Linked DNA regions of Homo sapiens: region 1 is linked to region 2. The links are chromatin loops, found by intact Hi-C in ENCODE. Cell type or tissue: gastrocnemius medialis. All regions are shown on one strand. Each heading gives the region's core, and the rest is flanking DNA. Links, peaks and the distances in the headings are about the cores only. Region 1 overlaps TMED10 (transmembrane p24 trafficking protein 10). Region 2 has its middle 39 kb from the start of FOS.

Evidence for each region. Hi-C counts contacts between places; a loop is a spot of excess contacts. Peaks named below come from ENCODE experiments on the same cell type or tissue, not always from the same donor. Only the 100,000 strongest peaks of a DNase experiment are listed, where the experiment ranks them.
Region 1: it touches region 2 in a loop (7-fold over the local background); 8 of 110 quality-filtered maps call a loop at or near these places.

Annotation. Positions count from the first base shown.
Region 1 is chr14:75,145,853-75,157,086 of GRCh38, reverse strand. TMED10 (transmembrane p24 trafficking protein 10) reads left to right here. Exons shown (of 5, transcript NM_006827.6): 2 at 4,944-5,055; 3 at 9,350-9,423. Among named protein-coding and RNA genes, the nearest start is that of NEK9, 24 kb to the right of the region's middle. RefSeq lists an enhancer at 4,059-4,723 and silencers at 9,087-9,381, 9,327-9,621. In gastrocnemius medialis, for the core only: a CTCF peak has its summit at 9,515; DNase peaks (open chromatin) are centred at 6,696, 7,116, 9,136, 9,476 and 1 weaker place; H3K27ac peaks cover 7,514 bases.
Region 2 is chr14:75,234,612-75,245,845 of GRCh38, reverse strand. No RefSeq gene overlaps it. Among named protein-coding and RNA genes, the nearest start is that of FOS, 39 kb to the left of the region's middle. RefSeq lists an enhancer at 7,496-9,176. In gastrocnemius medialis, for the core only: CTCF peaks have their summits at 6,695 and 6,901 (motif pointing left); DNase peaks (open chromatin) are centred at 3,165, 6,915, 8,195 and 9,285; H3K27ac peaks cover 6,632 bases.

The sequences.
Region 1 (11,234 bases), core at 1,978-9,977, 89 kb after region 2:
CAGTGCTACCCAGCAGTCATTCTATGTGATGTTAGTCAGCTTTCTTTCTGTCCTGTGGAGAGGGCAAAATTGTTGGCCCAGAAGAACTTGGTTCTATAGGTGTGTTTTGTTTTTCCTTGAGATAGTTTTTCTTTTCTTTTCTTTTCTTTTCTTTTCTTTTCTTTTCTTTTTTTTGAGACGGAGTCTTGCTCTGTCACCAGGCTGGAATGCAGTGGCGTGATCTCTCTCACCCTGGTTTCAAACGATTCTCCTGCCTCAGCCTCCCAAGTAGCTGGGACTACAGGCACGCATCACCATGCCCAACTAATTTTTGTATTTTTAGTAGAGACGGGGTAGGATGGTCTCGATCTCTTGACCTCATGATCCACCCACCTCGGCCTCCCAAAGTGCTGGGATTACAGGTGTGAGCCACCGTGCCCGGCCTGAGATAGTTTTTCAAATGTTGGGATTGGTTGTAAAGATTTAAAAATTAAGAGATTTCAAATGAAAGTTAAAATGTCTACCTTCTCTTGAAAAACTGGATGATCTGAAAACCTGGAGTGCCATGGCAGTCATTGGCTTTTCCTATAACACAGGCCATCTTTTCTAGTTTGCTGTGTATGGCTTGTGCTGGTCCAGTAGACTCAGTATGTTTCTCACTTGATCTCTGTGGGCATTTACTTTTTGGTTTTGTCCTGTAGACTCTACCTCCTTAAAATCCCTCAAACTCTTCAGTTCATGGGTTACTAAACTTTTTTGTAATTACATAAAATTATTTAATTAAATACAATTTAATAAACCTTAATAAAATTAAATAAAATTTAAAATTATTTTAATTAAATAAAATCTGTCACCTTCTCTCTATACTGAAGGCCCTTCTCCTTTCTTACCTGGAGTACTGGAATAGTGTCCCAACCCACCTCCTTATCTCTAGGGTTCTCTCTCTATAGTCTGTCTTCATAGTACTGGTAGCGTCATCTTTCTGAATTGTCATTGACTCACATCATTCTGTTTCAAATTCCTTATTGCCCTTCCACTTTGTACTAAATGAAGCTTAAACTCCTTAGCATGCTATTCTAGTTCTACATGATTGGGCCAGTACCTCTCCAGGCACTTAACCTCTCTGGGCCTCAGTTTCCTCCCATGGAACACGGGGGAAATAATTCTTGCCAGTAGGGTTATAGTGAGGATTAAATTTAAAATGCTTATAAAGCAGCAACACATTATTTGACACTTAGTAAGTATTCAGTAAATACTAGCTATTAGTAATATGATAATGCCATATTTTTGTTTTATGTTTTTCTGGACCCAGGCCTTCATATTTGCTGTCTCTTCTACCCTGAACTTCTTTACCCCTCTTTCCCTTGATTGAAATTCATCCTTTAGGACTCAGCTCATGTGCTACCCCCTCCTAGATACACTCCCTGACCCTCCATAATCCCATGGCACTTGTGCATACCTCTGGTAGCATGCCTTGCACATTGCAGTGAAGCGCTCTCTCTCTGTTAGCTTTATTGAGGTATAATTGGCAAATAAAAATTGTTTATATTCAAGATATATAATGTGATGTTTTGTTATACATACACATTGTGAAGTGAATACCACAATCAAGCTAATTAACATATTTCATCACCCCATACAAATGTCTAACAAATACATTAAAAGTTCCCCAGTATCACTAACCATCAGGGAAATGCAAACCAAAACCACTATGAAGGCATATCATTTCTTATCACTCTCCTCTCCTCATTTAGACTCATAAGCCCTTTGAAGACAGGAACTATCTTACTCATACTTGTATCCCAGTGACCAGCACAGGTCTAGGTATCTTAAATGTTTGATAAATTAGGCCGGGCGTGGTGGCTCACACCTGTAATCCCAGCAGTTTGGAAAAGCCAAGGCAGGCGGATCACTTGAGGTCAGGAGTTGGAGACCAGCCTGGCCAACATGGTGAAACCCCATCTCTACTAAAAACATAAAAATTAGCCGGGCTTGGGGGTGCATGCCTGTAGTCCCAGCTACTTGGGAGGCTGAGGCAGGAGAATCACTTGAATCCGGAAGGCGGAGGTTGCAGTGAGCCGGGATTGCGCCACTGCCCTACAACCTGAGTGACACAGCGAGACTCTGTCTCAAAAAAAAAAAAAGGGCCAGGTGAGATGGCTTACACTTGTAATCCCAGCACTTTCAGAGGCCAAGGCAGGTGGATCACGAGGTCAGGAGATCAAGACCATCCTGGCTAACACGGTGAAACCCCGTCTCTACCAAAAATACAAAAAATTAGCCGGGTGTGGTGGCATGTGCCTGTAATCCCAGCCACTTGGGAGGCTGGGGCAGGAGAATCGCTTGAACCCGGGAGGCAGAGGTTGCAGTAAGCCGAGATCGCATCACTGCACTCCAGCCTGGGTGACAGAGCGAGACTCTGTCTCAAAAATAAATAAATAAAAATAAATTTAAAAGTTTGACAAATTAGCAAATGGTGCTGGATGGCAGAAGACAGTTGACTAATACTACTGTTTATTAGGGAATTTAGAAGATGTGCCATAAAACTTTTTTTAGTTAATCTGTCATTTCAAATTTATCTAGTAGTGATAACTTTTCTTTAGTTATTATCAATTTTTTCCAAAATAAAATAACTTTATTATTATTTTTGAATATAAGTGATCCAGTGATACATGCCTTTTTTTTTTTTTTTTTTTTTTTTTTTTTGAGACAGAGTCTCGCTGTGTTGCCCAGGCTGGAGTGCAGTGGCACAGTCTCGGCTCACCGCAACTTCTGCCTCCCGGGTTCAAGCGATTATCCTGCCTCAGCCTCCAAAGTAGCTGGGATTACAGGCGCCCAATACCACTCCTGGCTAATTTTTTTTTTTTTTTGTATTTTTAGTAAAGACGGGGTTTCACCATGTTGGCCAGGCTGGTCTCAAACTCCTGACCTCAGGTGATCCACCTGCCTCGGCCTCCCAAAGTGCTGGGATTACAGGTGCGTGAGCCACTGCACCTGGCAGAGCTACCACGCCCGGCTACATGTCATTTTCAAAAAAGGCCGGGTGTGGTGGCTCACGCCTGTAACCCCAGCACTTTGGGAAGCCGAGGCGGGTTGGATTATGAGGTCAGGAGATCGAGACCATCCTGGCCAACACAGGGAAACCCTGTCTTTACTAAAAATACAAAAAAATTAGCTGGGCATGGTCGTGGGTGCCTGTAGTTCCAGCTACTCGGGAGGCTGAGGCAGGAGAATCACCTGAACCCGGGAGGCGGAGGTTGCAGAGAGCCGAGATCACGCCACTGCACTCCAGCCTGGGGACAGAGTGAGACTCCATTTCAAAAAAAAAAAGGGAAAAAAAAATAGAAAGTCTCACCCCTCAGAAATAACTACTGTTATAAAGTACTTTTAAATATATAAGCTTAAATGTGTGCTACTTAATTTTCCTGCTTAAAATTTCCCCTTAAAAGAATTATGTTTTAACAAATAGCATTAGAACATCCAGTTTAATGTAATTAAGCCACTACTTTTGTGTTCCACATTGCAAAGTAGCTTCCAGTCTTAAGTGATGAAATATGCTTTCTACTAAGACAGCCACGTGCTCTAGAAATGAAGGCTAAGATCCAGTCTGTTAAATTACCATGGAATTCCCTTGCTTTGTATGTGGCTGTTTACTTAGCAGTATATGCCCTTTATTCTGTGCTGATAGGCCATTCTTTGGTAATAGAGCAGCTTAAGTCTGAAGAGCTAAAGCTAAGGATCTAGAAGAAAGGAATAATCATTTATGGAAGCCAAAGATACCTTTTTTTTTTTAGGATAAATTTCTCTCCTTTTTGTTTTTGTTTTTGTTTTTTTGAGACAGAGTCTTGCTCTGTCACCCAGGCTGCAGTGACACGGCAAGCTTCCCAGTACCTGGGACTATAGGTGCGCACCACCATGCCTGGCTAATTTTTGTATTTTTTGTAGAGATGAGGTTTCGCCATGTTGGTCTTGAACACTTTTTTTTTGAGACAGAATCTCACTCTGTCATCTGGGCTGGAGTGCAGTGGCGCAATCTTGGCTCACTGCAACCTCCGCCTCCCAGGTTCAAGCGATTCTCCTGCCTCAGCCTCCTGAGTAGCTGGGACTACAGGCATATGCCACTGCGCCCAGCTGATTTTGGTATTTTTAGTAGAGACGAGGTTTCTCCATGTTGGTTGGCCAGGATGGTCTTGATCTCTTGACCTCGTGATCCATCCGCCTCGGCCTCCCAAAGTGCTGGGATTACAGGCGTGAGCCACCGCGCCCAGCCAGGTCTTGAACTCTTGAGCTCAAGTGATCCTCCTGCCTTGGCGTTCCAAAGTTTGGGATTACAGGCGTGAGCCACCATGCCTGGCCAGAAACTTCTTTTTTGTTTCCTGTGTTTTGTTCCCACTCTACCTGGCCGTTGACATAATTAACATGAAATTTGCAGGAATAGATCTCCTGGATTGTCTTCTCTATGTATGCTTTTCTTCCTGCTGTCCTTGTATTGTGTGTCCTAATTTTATTCTCCACCCACACCCCTTCCCCATCAAATTTGTTTTATAGAATAAATGTGTTTTTATATATCTTTGTCCCTCTTGTATAATCTTTTGATAATTGTCTACTTTCATTTTTGTGACATGTTCCTCTATGCGGAATGATACTAGTGAGTTTTTGCCAATAAATCCAATGTATGTAACTTGGAGCATTAGCTAGATTAACTTTTTGGTATGGTAAGACATCCTATAGCAGCAACAGATTTTAGCCCACAGTGTGATTAGGCTATTTGAATGGATGAAATTTGCTGTATTTGGATTTAATCTTCTAATCCAGTTTTTGTCTTTGGGGATGGTTGGAACATAGTCATCATAATGAGAACTATCAATTGTCTTTCATAGATAGTGTCTCTATCTTCCCAGTTTCTGTAAGTTCTCTTCCTGAGTGTTATTTGCTGCCTATTCTTACTACTTTTCTTATTTTAGATCACAGATTCTGCTGGCCATATTCTCTACTCCAAAGAGGATGCAACCAAGGGGAAATTTGCCTTTACCACTGAAGATTATGACATGTTTGAAGTGTGTTTTGAGAGCAAGGGTGAGTAATCAAGAGTGTTTCTCTGGATTAAGAATCTTCTCCAACTCTAATGCTCCTTAATACAGTCAGCACTTAATATCTAGTTTCATTTGTATTCTTTATTTATTCTGATTTGGAGACCTGTTACCTTGTAGTCTTTGGAGCACCTTTTAAAAGGTCGACTACATGGAATAAAAGATTGAATAGGTGGAACAGAGAGAATTTTTAGGGCAGTAAAAATATTCTGTATGATACTGTAATAGTGGATACATGTCATTATATGGTTGTCCGAACATTACATTTGGAATGTACACCAAGAGTGAATCCTAATGTAAACTGTGGACTTTGGTAGATAGTGATGTGTCCATGTAGGTTCATCATTTGTAATGAATGTACCACTCTGGTGGGAAATGGTGATAATGGGGGAGGCTATGCATATGTAAGAGGAAGGGGGATATGGGAAATCTTTGTGCCTTCCTCTCAGTTTTGTTGTGAACCTAAAACTGCTCTAACAAAGTGAAGTCTTAAAAAAAAGGCTGGGCATGGTGGCTCATGCCTGTAATCCCAGCACTTTGGGAGGCCAAGGCAGGCAGATCACTGAAGGTTAGGAGTTTGAGACCAGCCTGGCCAACATGGTGAAACCCTGTCTCTACTAAAAATACAAAATTAGCTGGGCATGGTGGCTCGTGCCTGTAACCCTAGCTGCTCAGGAGGCTGAGGCAGGAGAATCACTTAAACCCAGGAGGTGGAGGTTGCAGTGAGCAAGATTGTGTCACTGCACTCCAGCCTGGGTGACAGAGTGAGACTCCATCTCAAAAAAATAAACAACAACAACAACAAAAAAAACTGGCCGGGCGCAGTGACTCACGCTTGTAATCCCAGCAGTTGGGAGGCCGAGGCGGGCGGATCACCTGAGGCCAGGAGTTTGAGACCAGCCTGGCCAACATGGCGAAACCCCATCTCTACTAAAAATACAAAAATTAGCCAGATGTGGTGGTGGCACATGCCTGTAATCCCAGCTACTCGGGAGGCTGAGGCAGGAGAATTGTTTGAACCCAGGAGGCAGAGATTGCAGTGAGCCAAGATCGTACCACTGCACTGCAGCCTGGGTGACAGAGCGAGACTCTGTCTCAAAACAAACAAAAAGGATTGTCTGTTTGCCAGGCAAATGCAGAGAGAAAAATTATGAAGGGTCCTTTTACAAAGGAGACTCTTTAGGGCTATGATGTCAGCTAAGAGGATAGGCTGACAGTTCTATGCAAGAGACTGTATAGTCTGGACTCGACCATTCTGAGAAATGGTGGTTAGGTGATTTCGTTGTGCAAATATTAAGTGTACTTACACAAACCTAGATGTTATAGCCTACTACCCACCTCGGCTATATGGTATAGCCTACTACTGCTCCTAGGCTACAAAGCTGTAAAGCATGTGACTGTACTGAATACTGTAGGCAGTTAGAACACAATGCTATTTGTGTATCTAAACATAGAAAAGATATAGTAAAAATACAGTATTATAATAATCTTATGGGACCACCTTCATATATGCAGTCTGTCCTCGACTGAACTGTCTTCATGTAGTGCATGACTGTACTGTGCTGTGACAATCAGGGAGGTAGTTGGAAGACCTTGTAAGAAAGAAGATATCCTGATCATTTGGACCAGGTGGGGCTGTGAACTGCTTAAGTTTCACAACTTTTTCAATGAGGAAGTACATCTTCCATGGACAATGTCGTAATCAGGATTACACATTGGATTTGGGAGAACAGAACACTCTGGGTGCCACATTTTGTTTTGTTTTGTTTGAAGACTTGTTGTTTTCATGCTCAGAAGACACATGTGACTTGTCTTACTTTGTTCTCAGTCTTACCCTGTGCAGTCTTATTTATATTTCTCTTGCTTTCGAGTTAATCTTTCCAGTCTATCCAAAAGAAGTCCTTTTTTTGTGTGTGTGTGAAACAAGAGTCTTGCTCTGTCACCCAGGCTGGAGTGCAGTGGTGCGATCTTGGCTCACTGCAACTTTACCGGGTTCAAGTGATTCTCATGCCTCAGCCTCCGGAGTAGCTGGAACTACAGGCACGCACCACTGCGCCTGGCTAATTTGTGTATTTTTAGTAGAGACGGGTTTCATCATGTTGGCCAAGCTGGTCTCGAACTCGAACCTCAAGAGATCCACCTGCCTTGGCCTCCCAAAGTGCTGGGATTACAGGCATGAGCCACCGTGCCCATCCCAAAAGAAGTTCTTTACTGTCTTTCAAGCATGCCATACTCCGATTTTAATATCTGAGCCTTTGCTCATGCTTTGCCGTCTGCCTAGAGTACTTTGCCTAAGTCCTGCCTTTAGGTGTTCCCTTTTTAGTGAAGTCTGTCCACAACTACAATCTTCTCTCCTCTTCCCTTTGCTCCATATTGGAATTGTCTGAACCAGTTCCTTTGGCTTAAACTTTTACAGTGCTTTGCATTTTCACCATAGTTGTTTTGTGTATATGTCTTAGATCCCAATTGAATTATTTGAAGGCAGGGATTGTATCCTGGCTTAGTCCATTTTGTGCTGCTATAACAGAACATCGCAGAGTGGGTATAAACAGTAGAAATTTGTTTGGTTCATGGTTCTGGAGTCTGGAAAGTCCAAGATCAAGGGGCCACATCTGGTGAGGGCCTTTTTGCTGTGTCACAATAACATGGCAGAAGGTATCACATGGCAAGAGAATGCACAGGAGAGCAAGAAGGGGCTGAACTCACTTTTATAACAAACCTACTTCTATGATAATGACATTAAATCTATTGATGAGGGCAGAGCCCCATGACCTAGTCAATTCTTAAAGGTCCTACTTCTCCGCCAGGCACAGTGGCTCATGCCTATAATCCCAGCACTTTGGGAGGCTGAGGCAGGAGGATCGCTTGAGCCCAGGAGTTCCAGATCAGCCTGGACAGTATAGCGAGACCCTGTCTCTACAAAAAATACAAAAATTACCTGGGTGTGGTGGCTCACGCCTGTAGTCCCAGCTACTTGAAAGACTGAAGTGGGAGGATTGCTTGAGCCCAGGAGTTCGAGGCTACAGTGAGCCATGATGGTGCGTGCCACTGCACTCCAGCTTGGAAGACAAGAGTAAGAACCTGTCTCAAAAAATTTTTTTTAATTAAATAAATAAAATTAAAGGTTTTACCTCTCAACACTGTTGCATTGGGGATTAAGTTTCCAACACATGAACTTTGAGAGGGGCACATCGAAGCCGTAGCATATCTCTTTAAAATCTCCAGCACAGTTTTAGTACTTAGTGAGTTTTCAATGAGTAGTTATTGAATTGACTTCAGTTCATTTCAGAAAACTTCCAGTGTCTCTCAGGCATCAGAGGGTACAGTACCATTCAGTGTGGCTTATGGTTTCAGGAACCCCAGTGCTTCAGTGGCACTGTTTCCCACAACTTCTAATTTCATGCAGGCAGTTGTAAATTTTATAACTAGGTGAATTCCAGGGGATTGGGGCTGAACAGTTTTCTGGGGCTCCTTGGGTCTTTTCCTTTCTCCTACTTGATGATTTAAGATTAGAATGCTTCTTTGATCCAGCTGAATCAGATTGACTCTTCTAACATGAACTCTATTATAAGAAGCATCCCTGAGATTTGAACACTTAAAGTTGTTTTTTTTTTTTCCTTGAGCTGTTGTAACTCTTTTAAGGGCTTAGTGGGAATAGCTCTATGACATTGTACTCCTACTGAACTAGGCCATACATTGATCAAAATGTTTGAATTAAAGTGGAATATTAGATAAAACTTATGTTCTTTTCAGTACTCAGATTTATATTAAGTAAATCCAAGCTTAGCACATATCCAATAATCCTAATTCATCATGGCCTTCCCTCAAAATTTGACAGGGCAACCTTTTCAGATGTGGAAATACACATTTTCAGCCGAAGTTGTTGCCTACTATCTCTTGATTTATATGCCACTCAATTTCACACTGTTTTGATTTTTGAGTTTTATTTCCCAATTCAATAAGCCTGTGTGGTTTCCCTTCTGTTCTGTTCCTCTGTAGTACCAGTTGCAGTATCTTGTGTCCTTGCCTGCTCAGAGATGTTTGCCAGCAGCATGTTCTTGTTGCTTTCCGGCACCCCACACAGATAGAGGCTTTGTCTGGAATGTTTGTGATTTTAGCCAGAGCCAGGAATTTTCTGCAACTGAGCAGGGGGAGGAGTTGTGGCTGTTTCCCTCTATTGAGAGGGTAGGGGTTCTGTAGAGGGAGGGCGGGCGGGTGGGTGGGTAATTTCCCAGAATTTTAAGTATTTCACACAATGATTCCTTTGATTTCTTTCTCAGGAACAGGGCGGATACCTGACCAACTCGTGATCCTAGACATGAAGCATGGAGTGGAGGCGAAAAATTACGAAGAGGTATGTCCTGCTCTAACAGCCAGAGGAGGCAGCAGTGTGCTATGCTGTGAGGTTTCTGTGACCTCGGCAGGCCAACAGGCTGTGCTTTGCCCAAAGGGCTGTGGTTTCTTAGCAGTCTTGTGACAGCCAGCCATGATCTTACTGATACAAAAAGTGGTATTAACAGCCTTAGCCGGGCGCGGTGGCTCACTCCTGTAATCCCAGCACTTTGGGAGGCCAAGGCGGGTGGATCGCCTGAGGTCAGGAGTTCGATACCAGCCTGGTCAACATGGTGACACCAAGTTTCTACTAAAAATACAAAAATTAGCCAGGAGTGGTGGCGTGCGCCTGTAATCCCAGCTAGTCTACTCGGGAGGCTGAGGCAGGAGAATTGCTGGAACCTGGGGGGCAGAGGCTGCAGTGAGCCGAGATCGTGCCACTGCACTCCAGCCTGGGCGACAGGGCAAGGCTCCATCTCAAAAAAAAAAAAAAAAAAAAACAGCCTTGAAGAATAATTCTGGCTGTGCTGTCAGCCAAAGACTGAACAAACTGTCCCACAGAATGTTGGTTTGATAAAACACTGAAGCATATGGCATTAGTTCTCTTGAACTGTGTGTGTGTAGAGAGAGATATTTTAAATTTTTTAAAGCTGGAATTCAGTTATTTGTTAATGCCCAAGGTTAAGAAAAGTGATTTGTTTTTAATTCCTAAGACTTTTTCCCCAAGACCAACAGTTGTATATCTATCTATCTATCTATCTATCTATCTATCTATCTGGGGCATGGATTCAGTGCTGTTTAGTCTTGAACAACTGTTTTGTGTTTGGGAAATAACAATAGTCAAAGATAGTTTTTAGTTAAAATAATTTCAAACTTTCAAGGAAGAGGGCAGGATGGAGGAAAAAGCTGCAAGAGACTAGGAATGGTGATAATAGAAATTTGATGCTGATAAGAAGTTATTTATTATAGACTAATAAAAACTGACACTTATTTGGGTGACAGGGAGATGGAGGTGTACACAGAATGAGGAGAAGGACAACAGCCTTTTTCATCTCTGCGAGACTTGGGGGCAGCACAAAAGGGTTCTTCAAATGAAGGGCACCTTTGAAAAACCACAAGAACTATTTAAGACTAGATAATTGATCTTTACAGAAAGATAAGAGTATTTTTACCCAACAAAACAGTACGTAAGGGCATGAAGGAGGAGTGGGGTACAGGAAATAGAATGGGCTTTTGAAGAATGCAAACTAAGTAAATGAAGGAAAATTGGTTTAAGTGATTTAGGAAAATTGTCTAGGAATAGTGGAACAGAAGTTGCTCTCTCTTTGGACAGCACTTTGGAAGGGAAATATCCTAAAATGGAAGAAGATTGGAAATGACTGGTTAATTCTGCAACAGGAAGTAGTACAACAGTTGCAGCTCTTTCCTTGTTCAAATCCTCAATTGAATGAAACTAGGTAGCGTTATTTAGAGGCAGTAAATAGGAGCAAGTGATACAGTTGTGAATGGGAGACAGTTTCCGGTAGAGAATTTTCAATTGTTTGTTTCTGTTTCCAGGCTAGTTTAATTTAAATAAATAAAACAAGAAGACCTCTTTATTTGATGAACTTGAGTAAATTGAAAAATTTTTTTAAACCTTCATGATTCAGAAGAATCTTAATTATATTTAAATAAGATTATGTTAAAGTGCTTTTATAAGATATAAAACACTAGGGAGAATGTTCTCATTATTATAAGGTAGAAGAATAGGTAAAATGATTTCCAGTTTGTGGTTACTGCTTCTGTTCCCGAACTGTGGACCATTCTCAGTTGAATTTGTACTCTGTGGAATTT
Region 2 (11,234 bases), core at 2,027-10,026:
GGGTACACTTTTTTTTTTTTGAGATGGAGTCTTGCTATGTCGCCCAGGCTGGAGTGCAGTGGTGCAATCTCGGCTCACTGCAACCTCCACCTCCCGAGTTCAAGCGATTCTCCTGCCTTAGCCTCCCGAGTAGCTGGGATTACAGGCGCCTGCCATCATGCCCAGCTAATTTGTTGTATTTTTAGTAAAGATGGTGTTTCACCGTGTTGGCCAGGCTGGTCTCAAACTCCTGAACTCAAGTGATCCGCTGCCTCGGCCTCCCAAAGTGCTGGGATTACAGGCGTGAGCCACTGCATCTGGCCGAGGGGTACTCTTTTTATGTACCTTTCAGGTGATTCATTATGTTTCAATAGGAGCCTCCAGATAGCCAAAATAAAGGGTTAGTTTAGTTTTTGTTTTTTTGAGACGGAGTCTCACTCTTGTTGCCCAGACTGGAGTGCAATGGCACGATCTCGGCTCACTGCAACCCCTGCCTCCCAGGTTCAAGTGATTCTCCTGCCTCAGCCTCCCGAGTAGCTGGGATTACAAACTCATGCTACCATGCCCGGCCAGTTTAGTTTGTTTTTATTTTTCTGCACTGGATACTCCTACTCAAGGTTTGTTGTTTTTTAATTATAAAAGTAATACATGTTTTTAAAATTCCAATAATCAAGAAGTAAGTAACACTAATAAAAAGGTAAAGTCTTCTCCACCTTCATCCCTGGAGCCACTTTTTAGAGGTAGCTTTGGGGAGTAATAATATTGATGAGAATAATCACTAATGTTTATAAAGGGCTTACTGTGTTCCAGGCATCACTGTAAGTACTTTACATGTGTTTTCACACTGAATGTGTGGGATAGAAATGTTAAAGTTGCAAAGCTAATAAAATCCAAATAATCTGACTCTAGAACCACTACACTGCCTACAATTAGATGTTTAGTCATAAATATACACATACACATATTTAAACCACAGTGAGTTCATGTTACACATTCTGTTCATAATCATCTATTTTAACTGACTATCATCTTTGACACCACTCAATGTCACTTTCCCGTTAAGAACGTGGAGCTCTTGGCTAGGAAAACTTTCCTGGATACAGATGACTTTCAGGATGGCAGCCCATTCATTTCGGAGTTGAGCTTCCCTAGGCCTCCAGCAAATAGTAATAACCCTCATGTCTGAAGCAGGTGACAAATGGAAAAGAGGTGGGCATCAGCCTTAGGATATTGAGCTTTTAACCTATTGGTCATTGGTTGAGAGATGTCCATGTGTTACATGCCCTTTGAGGGCAGAGACTATGCCTTAGACCCAAGTATATTTCCAGAGCCTAGTACAGTGTGTTTGGCATGGTTGGCACAGAGAGAGTGCTCAAGAAACATTTATTGAGTGAATAGATAAAGAGACTACTTGTTGAAAATCACTTTGGTGCAGGGCATCAAGAAATGAGACTCATGCTGGGTCCTCTGTGGAGAGGTTCCTAAGCCCTAAAGGTGAACACAACTGACCTGGATTCATGAGCATTTATTATTAATGACGTCATGCTGATGTTCAAACAGGATTTCCACAGTTTCTCATTCTTACGCATTGAAGTAAAACAAATATCTTGCATACCATCAGTAGACAGTTTTAAAAGGGCATCTGGGCCAAGCATGGTGGCTCACGCTTATAATCCTAGCACTTTGGGAGGCCGAGGTGGGTGGATCGCTTGAGGCCAGGAGTTTGAGACCAGCCTGGCCAACATGGTAAAACCCCATCTCTACTAAAAATACAAAAATTAGCCAGGCATGGTGGCACGTGCCTGTGGTCCCAGCTACTCGGGAGGCTGAGGAGGGAGAATTACTTGAACTCAGGAGGCGGAGGTTGCAGTGAGCAGAGATCACGCCACTGCACTCCAGCCTGGGCAACAGAGCAAGACTCTGTCTTAAAAAAAAAAAAAAGGCATCTGGTCCATCATAAAGGTGGTATAGAATGGTGGTTATAAGTTTGGGATCTAGGTAATCCCAGCACTTTGGGAGGCCGAGGTGGGTGGATCACAAGGTCATGAGTTCAAGACCAGCCTGGCCAAGATGGTGAAGCCCCGTCTCTACTAAAAATACAAAAATTAGCTGGGTGTGATGGCGGGTGCCTGTAATCCCAGCTACTCGGGAGGCTGAGGAAGGAGAATCGCTTGAACCCGGGAGGCAGAGGTTGTGGTGAGCTGAGATCGCACCATTGCACTCCAGCTTGGGCAACGAGTGAAATTCTGTCTCAATAAATAAATAAATAATAAGTTTGGGATCTAGAGTCAGCCAACCTAGGTTCAAATCATCCTAGCTGTGACATGTACTAGCTGTGTGGTCTTGGCATGTTACTTAATCTCTCTGTGGCTTTATTTTCCCATCTGTGAAATGGGGCTAGTAAGAGTACCTACCTCATAAAGTTGTGGGGGTTATCTGAGTTGATGGATATAGAACGTTTTTTTTTTTTTTTGAGACCGAGTCTCGCCCTGTTGCCCAGGCTGGAGTGCAGTGGTGTGATCTCAGCTTACTGCAACCTCTGCCTCCTGGGTTCAAGTGATTCTCATACCTCAGCCTCCCAAATAGCTGGGACTACAGGCACATGCCAACATGCCTGGCTACTTTTTGTATTTTAAGTAGAGACGGAGTTTCGCCGTATTAGCCAGGTTGGTCTCGAACTCCTGACCTGAAGTGATCCACCCGTCTCAGCTTCCCAAAGTGCTGGGATTACAGGCATGAGCCACCACACCCAGCCTGGATATAGAACCTTTAAATGAGTAATAAGCATACAGTCAACATTCAATAAATATTAGCTAGTACCTTTACTATGGAGAGTCCTGTTATGTGACTTTTAAAAAGAGACCAAATTAAATGATGATATGAGATCTTCTGTAATTTCTCCCTCATCATGTCCCGTAAAGCCAAATGTGCTACTGATTTTGAAATATTGTACATGTTGAGCACAGAATATATTGTTTTAACTTGTTCTCATCCCTGGAAGGCATTCCAATTCATTATTAGTTTCTTGGCAGTTAAAGCACATGCCTTTCTGGTAATACTGCCTAATACACATAATCCCTTTAATACCCACCCACTGAGTATAGCGAGTGCTCCCTCCTCCGTGTCATTGGCTGCAGAATCTTCTCTCCCTTTCCCCTAAGTGGCCCAGCGTCATCGCATTCAGGGGGAGCTACTGTAACCACTGCAGCTGTTCTAAAATTGCAAGTGTGCCAACAGCCATCTTCCTTTCCTCTCTAGTCCCGCAGGCTCCTGTTCACACAGGCTTTCTCCATCTCCCTCTCTGTCACAGCGGGCTATCTGTCAGGATTCATGAGCCTAAGAAGGCACTGTCTAAAATTCTGAAAGCTGGCCAGGCACAGTGGCTCACGCCTGTAATCCCAGCACTTTGGGATGCCAAGGCGGGCGGATCATTTCAGGCCAGGAGTTCGAGACCAGCCTGGCCAACATGGTGAAACCCCGTCTCTACTAAAAATACAAAAGTTAGCCAAGCGTGGTGGCAGGCGCCTGTAGTCCCAGCTACTCGAGAGGCTGAGGCAGGAGAATCGCTTGAAGCCGGGAGGCAGAGGTTGCAGTGTGCCAAGATCGCACCACTGCACTCCAGCCTGGGCGATAGAGCGAGACTCAAAAAAAATAAAATAAATAAAATAAAATTCTGAAAGTTTCCCAAAAAAATGCCCGTTATGTACCCACCTTTCCCACTGCAAGTTTGTTTATTGATTGATTGAGATAGAGTCTTGCTCTGCCACCCAGGTTGGAGTGCAGTGGCTCAATCTCAGCTCACTGCAACCTCTGCCTCCCAGGTTCAAGCAATTCCCATGCCTCAGCCTCTTAAGGATTACAAGCATGCACCACAATGCCTGGCTAATTTTTGTTTTTGTACCATTAGTAGAGACAGGGTTTCACCATGTTTGCCAGGCTGGTCTGGAACTCCCAGCCTCAAGTGTGATCCACCCACTTCGGCCTCCCAAAGTGCTGGGATTACAGGTATGAGCCACCACTCGGAGCCCCCACATTGCAAGTTTATTCTGGAATAACATCATTATTATTCTGTTATCATGGGGCAGACTCTGAGAAGAGGAGACAAAGGACTTAGGACAACAGTCCATGTACACACACACACACACACACACACACACAGATCTGTCTTTGGAAGATAAGTAGGCAGTTTTTGACACAGTATTAAATGAAAATATTTTGGGCAGTGATGCCTTCAGAGTATAGAAAAGCTAGGTCCGACGACGCGCGGTGGTTCACGCCTGTAATCCCAGCACTTTGGGAGGCCAAGGCAGGTGGATCACGAGGCCAGGAGATTGAGACCATCCTGGCTAACACAGTGAAACCCCGTCTCTACTAAAAATACAAAAAAATTAGCTGGGTGTGGTGGCAGGCGCCTGTAGTTCCAGCTACTCGGGAGGCTGAGGTAGGAGAATGGCGTGAACCTGGGAGGCGGAGCTTGCAGTGAGCCGATGGTGCCACTGAACTCCAGCCTGGGCGACAGAGCGAGACTCCGTCTCAAAAAAAAAGGAAAGCTAGGTCCTACTTTAATAAAGCCTAATAAATGAAGATGTAAATATTAAAACAGATGAATTAAGTGGTGATTAACTGTCTTGTAAAAAATTGCTTTGTGTATATAGGCAGTATCAGGGATTTAATTAGTCTCTCTCCATGCATTTGAACCTGATTTATAGCATGAGGTCTCTTTTAATCCTATCTCCACTTCCTCAAAGATACTGATGTCAGCTACCACCAGAATTGCTGAGCTGAATTCCCTGACCCAAGGTGGCTCGGTTTAATTCAGTCAAGTATTAGGCATTCAGCCTGTTGAATCCTCTCCTGTGCCCAGATCCCTAAGGCCAGCCTCACCCAGGGTGTGGCCTGGGCAGAGAGGGCAACCCGCCCGTGGGATGGAGCTGCAAGGTTCTGATGGTCTTCGTAGAATCACAGCTGGCTTGGCAGTTTCTTGGCAGTTTCTTGACCAAGCGGGAGACATAGATGGAGGCATGTTGTCTTCCAGGAAGGACACGGAGGTCCATATAAAAATTCTCTACTCTTATCCCACAGATGCGTGGTGGCATGGGAGTGCGGAAAAGGCAGGCCCCGCCATAGATGGTGGGAAAACCGCTGGAAAGATGCTGATCCATGGTGGCTGATCACCATGGTGAGATGGGTACCATACTAATGGTTCCATCCTCAACAGTGCTACCTGCATGATACAACTGTGGGCAGGACAGGCCAGGTCTATTCTCTGCCCTTCTGTTTGAGGCTTTGGAGACAGACAACTGCAGGCCCACTGGTTTTACTCATGGTCAGACTTCCCAGGACCTGGCCTTTCCTCTTCAATGTCACTGTCATTTCCCACAAACCCTATCCCTCACAACATTTGAGAAAGCTTTAGTTCAAAAATGTGGCTTCTTCCCCTATTCATTCATTCGGCAAAAACTTATTGGGCAGGCTGAGCAGTAGGCCCAGTAAGGAAATGCAGTCTTGGCTGGGCGGGTGGCTCATGCCTGTAATCCCAGCACTTTGGGAGGCTGAGGCAAGGGATCACTTGAGGTCAGGAGTTTGAGACCAGCCTGGCCAACATGACAAAACCCCATCTCTACTAAAAATACAAAAAAAAAAAATGAAATGCAGTCTTGTCTTGTAGAACCCCAGGAAAGATTGCAGAGCATTCAAGCACTGCAGCAAGGGTGAGCAAAGATGGAGTAGAAAGGGACCTGATCCAGGTGTGGAGGAGTTAACACATCCTGCTTGAGTTGAGGCCTGAAAGAAGCTTTGGAATTTTTCAGGGGAAAAAAAGTGACAGGAAGGGCATTCTAGGCAGATGGAATGGTGCATGCTAACACACAGAGGATGGGAGAGTTCAGCACATTTAGCTTTAAGGTGCCAAGGACAGGATACCGTAGCTCATGCCCATAATCCCAGCAATTTGGGAGGGTGAGACGCATGGATCACTTGAGCCCAGGAGTTAAAGACCTGCCTGGGCAATATGGCAAAACCCCATCTCTACAAAAAAAAAAAAGTGGAAAAATTAGCCAGGCGTGGTGGCACATGCCTGTGGTCCCAGCTACTGGGGAAGCTAAAGTGGGAGGATGGGAGGATCCCTTGAACCCCGGAAGTCGAGGCTACAGTGAGTCGAGATCACGCACTGCATCCCAGCCTGGGTGACAGAGTGAGACATTGTATCCAAAAAAAAAAAAAAATGTGCCAAGGAGTGGAAGGAGGAGAGGGCTGGTGTGAAGGGTTGAGAGGATTGCAGTTTGAGCTGAGCCAGAGAAATAAGCAGGTCCCAGGTTGCAGAGGGCCTTGTCTACCTGGTAAAACATTTAGGTTTTCTCCAGAGAGAGAAATGAAGGGCCATGGAACAGGCTTACCCAGTGGGATCACAGGATTTGTGTTTTAGAAAGGACACAGACAGCATGATGGAGTGGCATTGGAAGGCAACAAGCAGACCACTAAAGAGCCAGAATGGTGAGCTCCTGCCCCCAGCCATGGTGGGGGGAGGACATGAGTAGCAAGATTCTGCCTAAATTAATTATTAATAAGCGACGCAGTGATTCATCTATACCTTCCCCATTCCTAGCTTCATTTCCCCATCCAGCCCCTAGGAGCCCTGACTTTGATTCTAGTCCGTTTCTGTTTCCTTCTTCCCTTAGCTGCCCTCTTCACTGGAATTCTCTAAGGTGCCTGTTCAGCCCTATGGAAACGGCTGCCAGATTCTTCTGTTTTCTTCATGGAAAGCTCCCAAGTTTTTCTCTCCAAAATCCCTTAGAAGTGCTTTGGCCAGTGGAAGAGAGGGGTCTTCAACGTCTTTCAAAGAACAGCTAAGAAATAGTGGCTCAGTGAAGTTGCTAGTTATGGGAACGCCACCTGCTGTGGGAGCTGCCAGTGACGGGAAGCCCAAATCAGCAAGATGAGCCCCAGCCGCAGGCCTCACATTCTGGCAGTCTCCACGAGCCAAGAGGTGTCCATGCCAAGTCCTCATTCCCATGGTGATGCCTTATGGGCTCCATCATGTTAGCCAGAATATACCCTGGGAGATTATACCTGGGAGACACGTAGCTCAACAAGTACGGAACATGTCTTCCCTGCTGGTATTGGGGGGACAGGATGAATATCTGTCTGATAAGCTCACTGAGATATGTTAGGCTTGTTCCCTGTGAATAATTTATATTTTGAGAAACCTAGTACTTTCAAATTCATACAATAATGAGCTGTGTTATATTAGGATTCTGTTGTATGTTCACCTATCAAAATTTATACCTTAAATACTCACACTCAATATGGGGAGATACAAAGATAATTTAGATATCATATATGATTAACTATAGAAAACACATATCTTTTTTTTTTTAAGAGACAGGGGTCTCACTATGTTGCCCAGGCTGGTGTCAAACTCCTGGGCTCATGCAATTCTCCTACCTCAGGTTCCCAACATGCTGGGATTACAGGTGTGGGTAACCATGCCTGGTCAGAAAACACATATCTTAACACAATACACGATAATCACAATAGCAGGAAACAAGTTTTGTTTTGTTTTGTTTTTTTAATCAGAAAGGCAACATTTCCAGGTGAAAATTTTCCTCAGTGATGTAGGAAATGCCATCTTCTGTCATCAGCCCATCTCTAAATTCTCACTCTCACATTTGTTCATGTAGCTGCTACTCCTAATTCCAGATGAAAAATTCCTGTCGTTCAAAGGCAGAGCCGTTTGTAATTTATGCAACCCCTGGGTTCCATCAAATGAAAAGAGTTACTGAAATAGAAGTTATTCTTATTGCCATGCCAACAGCAGACCCACAACCTCAGCTTACAAACACATTCTGTGCTAAAGCCCAAAGCACATACCCTCACGTGCCTCCATCAGAAAGATCTTTCCATTTCCTTCAAGAACAGACCTCCTTCACGTACAATATCCCTCCCAGTAGCATACGTAGGCCTCATTCCTCAGGGAGCTGGCAGGAACACACACACACACACACACACACACACACACACACACACACACTCCTCCAGCACACACCTCCTTTCTCATTTTCCAGAGACCCGGGGGTGTGTGTGTGTGAATGTCTGAACTGATGACATATTGTGACAGAGGACGCAAGACAGTGAGGCACAGCCTCAAAGCAATGCAGGTCACAGCAATAGGCTTTATATAACCCAGAGCCATGGAGAGACCCAAAATAGCAGCCTCCCTGCTGCTCAGTTAGTCTCCTCCATCAACCAGGGATAAAATTAGAGCAGGCGCTGACGTGCACCTGCGTCTGCACAGGGACTCCAGGGAGACAGTGAGAACAGGCTCGACACTCTGCCATCGGCCACGCAGACTGCCAGATTTTTCAGACCCAATCTGTTACCAGACAGAACTCTGTGTGTGTGTGTGTGTGTGTGTGTGTGTGTGTGGTACACACACGCACGGGTGTACATGTGAGCCATGTGGAGCCCTGCTCTGAGAACATTTCAAGGGAATGGCTGGGAAGTTTGGCGGCATGGGGCTTTGAGAAGAATGTTCCAGGTTTTTGGGGGAGGAAGTCAGTCCCCACACCAGTCCCCATTTTACTTCATAGTTCCTTCTCGCCGCCCTCCCTACCGCTTCTCTCTGGCCTGTGTGGGGTCAAGTTTGGCTGGGAAGTCCTTCCTCTAAGACCTCGTTCTGCAAAACAAACAACAAACTAAAACAAAATCCTGCTGTGTTTATTTCAATTCAACCAAACACACACAGTCTGGAGAGTAAAAGCTTGTGCCAAGAGGTCCAGAGGAGAGACAGGCTGGTGAATGTGGCCGACTGTTCTGCAGGCCCCGGGCCCCCACTTTGTCTGGAAGCCATGAACGCTGCTTACAGGTGGGATTGGCAGAAATCCTGTCCTGCCGAGGCAGCAGGTGATTTGTTCTTTTTCTGCTTGAGGGAAAACAGGGCAGAATGATTTTTTCCCCCAAAAGATGCACAGTTAAAGGTTAGTCATTTTGTACCAGATATGATACAAATTTCAAGGGAGGAAGCATGGCTGACCCCAGGAACCAGAGACCAGATAAATAGGTACAAACTAGATGGAATGAGACAAGATTGTGTTTTGTTTTGTTTTTAGGAAAGAGCCGTCATCCCACACTATGACCTCTGAAATTCTACTATTATACATTAATTTTGGGAAGTTTATGTTCTTGGACTTCCCTTTTAAGTAAATACTTTAGAAGCTGGCCATGGTGGCGCGTGCATATAGTCCTAGCTATTTGGGAGACTGAGGTGGGAGGATTGCTTGAGCCCAAGAGTTCAAGGTTACAGTGAGCTACAATCATACTACTGCACCCCAGCCCACTGGGTGACAGAGCGAGACGGCCTCTCTAAAAAAGTTTTGGCCAGGCGCAGTTACTGGCCAGCTACTCGGGAGGCTGAGGCGGGAGGGTCGCTTGAGCCCAGGAGGTTGAGGCTGCAGTGAGCAGTGACTGTGCCACTGCACTCCTGGCTAGGTGACACAGTGAGACCTTGTCTCAAAAAAAAAAAAAAAAATGTGGGGGGCTGGGCGCAGTGGCTCACGCCAGTAATTCCAGCACTTTGGGAGGCTGAGGCAGGTGGATCACGAGGTCAGGAGATCGAGATCAGCCTGGCCAACATGATGAAACCCTATCTCTACTAAAGATACAAAAATTAGCCAGGCATGGTGGCACACGCCTGTAATCTCAGCTACTCCAGAGGCTGAGGCAGGAAAATCACTTGATCCAGAGAGTCAGAGGTTGCAGTGAGCCGAGATCGCGCCACTGCACTGCAGCCTGGTGACAGTGCAAGCCTCCATCTCAAAAAAAATAAATAAAAAATAAAAAAATTTAAGAAGAAAAAAAACACCTTAGTGAGTGGTAATATATTCAACTATTTCACATGGAGGTATCCATAATTTATCCTTTTCCTTTTAAGGTAACCCAAATAAATCCTGGATTCCCATATAGCCCAGGATCTGTGCAGTATCATTTTCACAAAACAAAACAATATACACACGCATGCGAGAGCACACACACACACACACAATAATCTAATTTTTAATGGCCGGGTGTGGTAGCTCACACTTGTAATCCCAGCATTTTGGGAGTTCAAGATGGGTGGATTACCCTAAGGTCAGGAGTTTCAGACCATCCTGGCCAACATGGCGAAACCCCGTCTCCACTAAAAATACAAAAAATTACCTGGGCGTGGTAACACATGCCTGTAATGCCAGCTCCTCGGGGGGCTGAGGAAGGAGAATCACTTGAACCCAGGAGGCAGAGGTTGCAGCGAGCCAAAATCGAGCCACTGCACTCAATCCTGGGCAACAAGAGCGAAACTCCGTCTCAAAATAAAATAAAATAAAATAATTTTTAAAATAATTCCCATTTTTATTTAAATATTGAGAAAAGCAACAAAAAGGATCTGACAGCAAGCAAAGCCACACTCTGAACTTCCCCTTTCCCTCCTCCAAGTCTTTTTTTTTTTTTTTTGAGACGGAATCTTGCTCTGTCACCCAGGCTGGAGTGCAGTGGTGTGATCTCAGCCCACTGCAACCTCCACTTCCCAGGTTCAAGCAATTCTCCTGCCTCAGCCTCCCAAGTAGCTCGGACTACAGGTGCGTGCCACCACACCCAGCTAATTTTTGTATTTTTATTTTATTTTATTTTATTATTTTTTTTTTTTTGAGACAGAGTCTTGCTCTGTCGCCAGGCTGGAGTGCAGTGGTGCGGTCTTGGCTCACTGCAACCTCTGCCTCCCGGGTTCAAGCGATTCTCCTGCCTCAGCCTCCTGAGTAGCTGGGATTACAGGCACACAACCACACCCGGCTAAATTTTGTATTTTTAGTAGAGACGGGGTTGCACCATGTTGGTCAGGCTGCTCTCAAACTCCTGACCTCGTGATTTGCCCACCTTGGCCTCCCAAAGTGCTCGGATAACAGGCGTGAGCCACCACGCCCGGCCCCCTCCTCCTCTGAGCCCTTTAAAAATTCCAGACACCCATAGATATTGCTCTCCCTCTCTCAACCTCTCCCTTAGCTCTTTATTTTTGTGTCAATTGACCAGCATCTCTGGCTTCTTTTAGTCCTCTCCAATCTGCTCACTCTTTGGCTTCTTCAAGCACAAAAAGGAAGCAGCCGAGGCTGACTCAGTAAGCAAGAATCTGTTCCCCCTTCAAAGTCCAGGCGTAAGGGTTCAGAGACAGTGCGGCTACTCACCCTGCTAGACCGACAGGGCTGTGGGGCTGTGGCGGGTGGGGTGGG